2 separate regions of the Mus musculus genome follow, and region 1 is linked to region 2. The links are chromatin contacts, found by Hi-C or POLR2A ChIA-PET in ENCODE. All regions are on one chromosome and are shown on one strand. The core of a region is the stretch at or near the end of the contact, and the rest is flanking DNA. Distances in the headings are between cores, read along the strand shown.

Region 1 (4,088 bases), core at 890-3,389, 650 kb before region 2:
CACCTAGAATGATCCTGTCAGAAATTCCTCAAACAGGATCATGAGGTAGTGCTTTCTACCTTGGCCAAGTCTAAGTCCACTGTTACATGCTCAGACCTTGGGACATCAGGGGTGTCTGACAATGGTCCAAGATAACAACCCGACGTACCACTGGGACAGAGGTGTATGTTCCACATGAGGGCCATCAGGTTTTCACCTTTGATATCAGTAAGGCAGATGGTGAAAAGGAAAACGGAAAGGCATTCAGAGTTTGGCAGGCAGTCCCCTAGTGGTCACAACAGAGCTGCTCCTCACCCTATGGACCTGCACTGTGCTGCTCAGACCTGCCATGGCTGCCCACCGGCTCTCTTAATGCTCTCCACTGCTCTTCTACACTGGGCTTTATCGGAGGCAGAGGATGGGCGTACCCTGCTCTACTCTTCGAGGTGTAGATCCTAGCTTGTAATCTTCAGTAAGCTGTAGGCTTTTCCAATAGAACATGTTGTGCAAAGACTGTGCAGAGTAGAAAACAACACGAGTGGTGTCTCCACAGAAAACCCAACACGCATATTCTAAGGCAGGTAAGACTAGAGTATCCACCTATTTTTCTATCATCTGTATCACTTTCACTAGCATGGGAGGGAATAAACCAAAGTCTCCATTTGGAAATGTCCCCACAATCAGAAAATTAAATCTCCACAAAGGGATCAAACAAAAAAAAAATTACTCAAACTATCAAAAGGGTAGAAGCTGCCTCAGAATTCTCGTTCCCTCCTCAACACGTCCCACCTCTGGAAAACCCCACTTTGACCCAAACTTCCCTTTGCTCGAAAATCACACTGTGACTAAGGCAGTATTTTGGGAACCGATCAGCTATTCTGAACAGCATGCTCAGTTTCCAACTCCACAAGTTGTATTTGGCCCAGTTAGTTCCTCCTCTGGGTGGGACCAACTTTTAGGGCATCCAAAGAGGACTGCAACTTGTTATTTACCAGTCTCATCAAGTCATGTTTATTCAGCATTCCTATGTGCTGTGCTGAAATCAGGCTGGTGTGACCTATGCAGGGCCAGTTGGCTCACAGTGAGGCTAACTCCTCACTGACAGCTCCAATCTAAGCCATTTAAGAGAACTAGGGGCCACTAGGGCCGTTTAACCTTCCAAGCTGAAAGAAACAGATCGGGACTTAAACCGTACAGCATGAGTGTCCAAGGGTATCTAACCTGCCAGGCTTACTGACTGACCACTTCTGGAGCTCATCTTTGATTTTGGGTACTGAATATCAAGTTAATTTTGTCCAGGTACTCCTGTTAATTCTGTTCCTGAAGCTCCCCACAATCACTATCCTTAATTTCCTATGACTCTGCCTACTGCCCAGCTCCCCACATTCGGCCCAAACAGCTAGGAAGCCTCGGCACCAGGCCCAGCCACCTCACTGTTTTTCAACACCACCCTGCTCATTTCTGGAACCTTCGGTTCAATCTGATAACCAGGTCTTGGGATGCCCTCTTTCCCTTCACCGCCAAGCCCGACTAGGTTCTTAAGGAGAGCAGATTTTTACCCACAGGCCAAGAGCCCCTCCGGGAAGCCTTCCCCAGCAACTCCAACCCACCGGCAGCGCCGAGGAGTGGGTCCAATGCCCACCGGAGACGGAGGAAACTGAGCCGGCCGAGGAGAAGGCCACACCCCGGGTGACACGCCGCGGAACCGGGTCAGGGACCGAACCGGGCCAGGCGGGCCGGCCGCCCCTCCTCCCCGCCGTCGCCGTGGCGGGCCGCGTCCACCTCCCGCTTCCCTTCAGGGGCAGCGGCCTCCCCGCCGCGGCCTCGGCCTCGGCCTCCCGGACGGCCCGAGCTCCGCACCGTGACCTTGCGGGCGGCGGCACGGGGTCCGCCTCGGCCCGGCCCTCTAGAGCCGCCGGGGCTCGCTGCCCGCCCAGCGCTTCCCGTCAGCCGCCGACCTCGCGGTCCGGCCTGGCGCTCGGCGACAGGAGCCTCGGCCTCAGTCCAGCCCGCGCGACCAGCTTACCTGAGCACCGCGAGTCAGGCGAGGCGAGCCGGCACCCAAAACCATGCCCGGCGGAGCAGCGGCACTGAGTCGCGCTGGCCTTCACAGCCGCACCGGCTCCCGGCGGCGAGACCGGAAGTGGCGGGGCGGGGACTGCGCCGTGACCGCAGTGGGCACTTTAAAAAAAAAATTCAAAGCTACAAAAGAACTTTATTGGCAGCTCCACTCGTGGACAGTCACAGGACATACACAGGTCAACTAGTCGGCCCTCGTTCATTGGTGAAGAGCACGGCCTGAGGGTGGGCCATGTGTCAAGACCTTTGCTGATTGGTCACCGAAGCGCAAGCATCCCCGACCGCCTAGCGGCCTTCCGGTTTGTTTCCATTCATTTAGCGGCTTGCTTCCCTAGGAATATCGTACTAGTGCAGTGCCTGCTGGTGGAGCTAAGTTCCTGTGCCCGGCACCATTCCTGAACGCAAAGAATCCGACCGGTTTGCAGCTGCGTTAAGGCCATGGGATAGTTAGAGGTGGCTGCTGGGTGTGAGGACACTCTTCCTGCTCCTTATTTTTTTAATTTCTCATATTCCTATATGCACTTTTAAAAATCTACTTCAGGCCGGGAGTTCCGGCGCATACCTCAGTCCCGGCGCTCAGAGACAAGAGGAAGGCCTGGTCTACATAGTGAATTCCAGGACAGCCAGAGATATGTAGAGAGACCCTACCTCCTGAGGCCTTGGGGTTCCATGTGCAGCATCCTACTTGCAGCTCGTGTGGTATGCATTCTCAGTCCCTGTGGGACTGGAGATAGCCTACTTTGGGAGAGAATTCGGCAAGACTCCTAGAGAGGTAGGGCCTTGGAAAGAGGATATTTTCTGTGGAAAAGAACAAGGAGCGTCAGGTTTCCAGTGATTTTCTTAGCAATTCTGGGGAATGAATCTCAGGAGGTCTCACATGCAAAGCACTACCTTTGAGCTACCCGCCCCCTCCCCCCGCCTCCCCCCCCCCCCCGTCTCCCCCCTCCCCCCACACCCTAGACCCTAAGATTTCTTTTGAAATGAGGCACTTGGGTTCAGGGAGTAAAGCGTTTGTCAGCATGAGGACCTGTTTCCAAACTCGGGAAGATGTGAGGCAGAGGAGTCCTCAGATTAGGACCAAGTACCCTGACTTCCATTGAGGGGAAGAGATCCCCCGCAGAGCTGGGTTGCACATAGGAGTTGGAGGCCAGCCTAGATAACATAGAGTTCCAAACAAGCCAAGGTTACTCAATGAGATCCTGTAAACACAAACAAACAAAAAAGTGGAAGAAAGTTATCCTTTGACCACCCCATGTGGCACATGGCTACACACGCTCAAGCTTCCATCAGATACACACTCCTGCACAGATAGAAAGGGTAAAAGGCAGCCAGGCCTAGTGGTACACGGCTTTAATTCTAGCATTTGGGGAAGCAGAGGCAGACCTGCCAGACTGGTCTACATAGTGAATTCCTGGGCAACCTGAGCTACATAGTGAGATCCTGTCTCAATAAACAAACAAATAAGGCTTTTGATCTAAGGGAGGTTGCAAACACAGAAGAGATGGTACTGGTATTAATCAGCGTCCTCTAGAGTCACAGAGCTTATGGAATGTCTCTCTATATTAAGGGATTTTCATTGTGATCCAGATCAGAAACTTGTGTCTTCCAGCCTTAACATCTGGATCACGGGTGTGTCCTCCAATTTTGATTGTAGTTCATTCCAGATATAGTCAAGTTGATAACCAGGAATAGCCATTATAGTACTCAAGTGAACTCTTTATGACAAGCTGCCTCATTCTTTCAGGAAAACACCTTTGCTCAGCTAACGCTTGTCTTGTTTTCCTAAGCTTAAACAGCACTTTCTTACGGCTCCTCACCCCGGCACCCCCTCTTGCTCTCCCCGCTCTTCTTTGGACCCATGGCAGGTGTTCAGAACCAGTGTTATTGGGCAAGTACTGCATGAGTTTGTGCAAAGTTCTGGTGAGAAAAGATAAGGGCTTGAAGAGGCAGATACAGCTGGAACAGCTGAACCAATACGCCTGACTCTCAACATTGCAAAGAGATGAGTCACTTCTAGGTCCATTTCATAA
Region 2 (4,265 bases), core at 1,732-4,231:
TGAAATTACTTTTCTGACAGGTGTATCCAGCGTGCAGGCCACAGGGCTAAGAACAGGTATAAACTGGGAACCCTTTTCTTCTAGGTAACTTGCATACCCAGTTCTAGACTATGAACTCTGCAGATGATAACACTGCTTTGCAATGTCCAGAGGTTGGCTCTGCCTGATTCTAAAATGCTGTGAGCAGTTATATTAACAATTTCTATAATTAATGTTTTTATTGCAACTACAAATGAAAGCATGAGAAAGTAAAATATACTTCAGAATGAAGACTTGGGATCAATTATTGTAGGCACTGCTGTTTAAATTTAAGACGCTAGCACTTCTCCATGGAAGAAAACTAGCAGAAAGCTGATTATCAAGGCCCTGTCAATTAGAGCCTACTTGCAGGGCTCCCACTCTTATCAGCTGAGCTGTTTCATTCTTATTGAGTGCAGCTCCCGTCTTACAAACAGAATGGAAAAGGAAGCAAGTGAAATAAATCTTACTTCCTTCTACCTGGCAAGACACTTTTCACAGGTTACTTCATTTATTTCATCTTCATCCCAAGTAAGACATCTAATTAAAACAGTGATCTTAATGCAGTGAATATCTGTGTAAACAATGCCAGTTTACAAATAGCTATCATTACAGCAAATCAAGTAGTCTGCTGAAATGCCTCAGCCCCTCAGCCCCCTCTGTACCGAACTGGCCAGTTCACATCAGCATGGCAGGCCTTGTGAAACCATCAGCACATGAACCATTCCATTAGAGAAACAGATGGTTTGGAACTTTAACCTTCACTTAACAACGGTTCCTGTGATATATATGGGAAAGAAAGAGGACTTGTAGGCTGTCATTTAAGTAAATGCCAGTATTCTAAAAGCAACAGGGGACACCGCAGGATTACTTACAGACTTTATAGCAGGTGGTATCCTCTTCCACAGATATCTTGCATTATTCCTGATTTACACAAAGATGAGTTACAAAATAGTCACCTCAGTCAATACATAAAATTACAGGCCGAAACACCAAAACAGGCCATGGCACAACTCAGTTTTATATGAATTTGTTGAGGAAAAGCAATTAAAAAAAAAAAAAAAAAAGGAGGACATGAAATAACCTTTTCCCAGGTTAATTAAAAAAATTTTTTTTAGGAGTTCTTTTTAAACTAACAATTCAGATCCTAAACCATAACAACACATTCAAACCACAGACTTACACACAACCACTCAGGTACAAACAATGTGTCCATTTCGAGGCTTTGGGTATCCCTCGCAATACAGGCATACACTGTGCTGTTATAATCTGGAGCCCTTCTCCTAGTGAGTCGTAAGACACACGATTATATGTATAATGAAGAAACTCAGTGTAGTTTCTGTAAAAATATCACAGTAGGTTTGGAACTGCACCAGGCCTCTATTCTCTAGCCCTCTCAAGCTCCTGCCTCCCACCCAGGAAGACTAATTCAAACATGTCTACCTCCCCTGGTTCTCCCAGTGTTCCTTCCCAGCCCCAGCTTTTTTGCTCCTACTGAGTACATATACAGTTGCTTTGGTTTTATTTGTTTGTTTGTTTAGATAGGGTTTCTCTGTGTAGCCCTGGCTGTACTGGAGCTGGACCTATAGACCAGACTGACCTCAAACTCAGAGATCTGCCTGCCTCTGGCTCCCAAGTGGGAGGATTAAAGGTGTGCGCCACCACCCAGTTTCTGAGTAAATATAAGTAAAAAGAAAAAAAAAACATGATTTTTTTTTTAAACTCCATTGGTTCTTGATGCTAATTTCTCACAAGAACTTACCATGTTTTTAGGTGTATGTAAGACATACACGACAAGAAAAATATCGAGCTTATTTATTCTTAATTATGACAAAAAGGGAAACAGATATAACAGGATTACAGTAAAAGACACCTATCTGCTGCATGTACTCCTGCATCATCTCAAGGAAGCTTTTCGTTTTAGGTAAAAGGTGCTACTTACATGTCGTTCTGGAGCAAGTACAAAGCTAGAAGCTGACCGTACACTGGCGGTGTGGCAATTCCTCCAGGAGCCTAGAGAGCGAAAAAAGAGGGGAAAGCCTCACTTCCTAATACACTTTCAGAAAAGAGAAAATGAAAACTTAAAAAGTAAGTTTTCCAGCACTACTATAGATGCAGAAAAATGCTTAGGGAAGTATCAAAGGTTAAAACCTGAGTTTAGATCTGTTGTGAGCTGTCATTTATCTGCAGTTGGATATCAGTTTCTTTCCATAGTCACAAATATGTAAGTGACATTACCTCGGAAGGTCAGGTCTCAAATTAAAAAAAAGGGGGGGGGGACTACTTCCAACAGGTTCTTAATGCACTATTTTTCTGGCCGTTATCTTAAAAGCTTAAGTAAGCTTAAGACAGAAGACTACCAAAAGGTAGTTATAGAGGCCTGTCTCTCTTCAATCTTTATTCATTCAGCAAGGTCTGCTAAAGGCTCATCCGCAAGCTGCTGCTGTCTCCTTTAGTCCGTGAGCCCCCGCCCTCCCTTTTTTTTTTCCTTTTTCTTTCTTTTTTATTTTTATTTTTTATTTTTGGGGTTTTCATAGTTCAAGCTGGCTTCGAATTCACCGGCAATCCTCTCGCCTCCGCCTGACGTGTGCCCACCGGAGTCCTGTGCCACTGCGCCCAGCCTATTTAGCGAACTTAACTTAACGTTACAAATGGAAGCAGCATCTCTTGATGAACCCGGAGTGTGCGCCCCGCAGGCCGCGGCCCGGCCCGTTACCCTGGAAACGGCGCCCACCCGACCGCCCCACCCTGCGGCGCTACCTCGAGTTCCTGGTTCTCGCACTGATCCAACAGCTTTCTGAAACTGAAGGCGTTGTCCGCCATCACCGCCACTGGCATCTTCCCGGCCGCTCTCGCCGCCACCACCTCTGCCAGACCAAAGCACAAGCTGGCCCTCGGGGCGTCGCGCCCGCGATGAGGTAAAGGAGCTGCCTCTCAGTACGCATGGGCGAGCGTGTCGTCACTTCCCGAGCGACGCCGTAGCGGAATACAAGGGCGGCGAGCGCTCTGCCCCAACGTCTCGGTGCTCTGGAGGACCCGCCCCAGGCTAGGACGAACCGGCTTTCTGAGTCAGAGCCCTGCGATCCGGAAGGGTTCGGCTGCGGCTCGGATTATCCGCACGGGGAAATGATAACGGGACTACATTTTTCCACAACCAAAGTTGCCGTGGGAGAACAGTAAAACCGTTGGACCTCCACGTGTTTCGAGAGCGCTGAACTGTACTTCTTCTAAGCTAAAGTGTTACATACAAGTCCAAGAAACTCCAAACCTGAAACTCTTCTTGGTTTGGGTTATGCACACACCCCTCTTCTAACAATTCACTTAGCAGCCTGACTCTCACCTACACCTACTATGCGCACGCGCACGCGCACACACACACACACACACACACACACACACACACACACCTTTTTCTGAAAAAAAAAAAAAAAAAATCACCTAGCAATTGTCAGCAAACCAGGACCCCTGTTCACAACCTGCATGGAACTGCATGCAGACAAACCCTCTCCAAGTAATGGGATAAGTTTCTTCGCTCTCTGCGGACCATCGAACAGATTCTATTCAGTAATAATCCAGTTAGGTGCATTATGAGGCCAGGAGGTCTGATCTAGCCTGAATTGGTTTTAGGTGCCTGCCCAGGAGGGTGAACCATGTCTTCTAAGTGAATTTGCTGAGAGAAACTCCTATTTACTGTCTTCTGCCTGTGCGTGCTTGTGAACGCTTTTGATTAAAATCAAATACATTTTAATAATAAAATTATTTAATAAAATTCAATAATTTTACATATTGAGACATGCACAATAGAAAAGGGAGGTAACATAACTAAATTGTTTTTTCTGTTTTTGTTTTGTTTTTGGTGTGTGTGTGTGTGTGTGTGTGTGTTTTGGTTTTTCGAGACAGGGTTTCTCTGTATGGCCCTGGCTGTCCTGGAACTCACCCTGTAGACCAGGCTGGCCTCTGCCTCCCAAGTGCTTGGATTAAAGGCTTGTGCCACCACTGTCCGGCAAAATTTTTCAATCAAAACAGAATGCAGTGCTCCTTAGCAATAAGACTCCTCTCAAAGCTCATAAAAACCCCAAACAGTAATTGGGGCTCTAGAGTATGCTGGCTCATGTGGCCAGCGGTCACTCTTGACAGCATATTTCTTTCTGATCTGTAGTATGGCTTTGCTTTTGCATAAAGTTTCCTTGCTACTTTGCAAACCTGGGTGCCTGAATTTCAGTTCTGGGCATGAGAGGTAAAAACAC

What was found. A loop is a pair of places that touch in the nucleus more often than their neighbours do. ChIA-PET counts read pairs that join two places held with the same protein, here RNA polymerase II (POLR2A).
Region 1: a map of left cerebral cortex shows a loop between it and region 2 (2.9-fold over the local background). The contact joins the promoter of Ube2f here to the promoter of Cops8 in region 2. A Hi-C loop is called at or near these places in 1 of 37 maps with a recorded cell type or tissue (left cerebral cortex). POLR2A ChIA-PET finds 5 or more read pairs at or near these places in 1 of 5 experiments (embryonic stem cell).

Annotation. Positions count from the first base shown.
Region 1 is chr1:91,248,355-91,252,442 of GRCm38, reverse strand. Ube2f (ubiquitin-conjugating enzyme E2F (putative)) reads right to left here and starts at 2,139. Exons shown (of 10, transcript NM_026454.4): 1 at 2,006-2,139.
Region 2 is chr1:90,602,141-90,606,405 of GRCm38, reverse strand. It overlaps Cops8 (COP9 signalosome subunit 8), which reads right to left and starts at 2,981. Exons shown (of 8, transcript NM_133805.3): 1 at 2,779-2,981; 2 at 1,961-2,031; 3 at 894-942. The coding sequence starts at 2,856.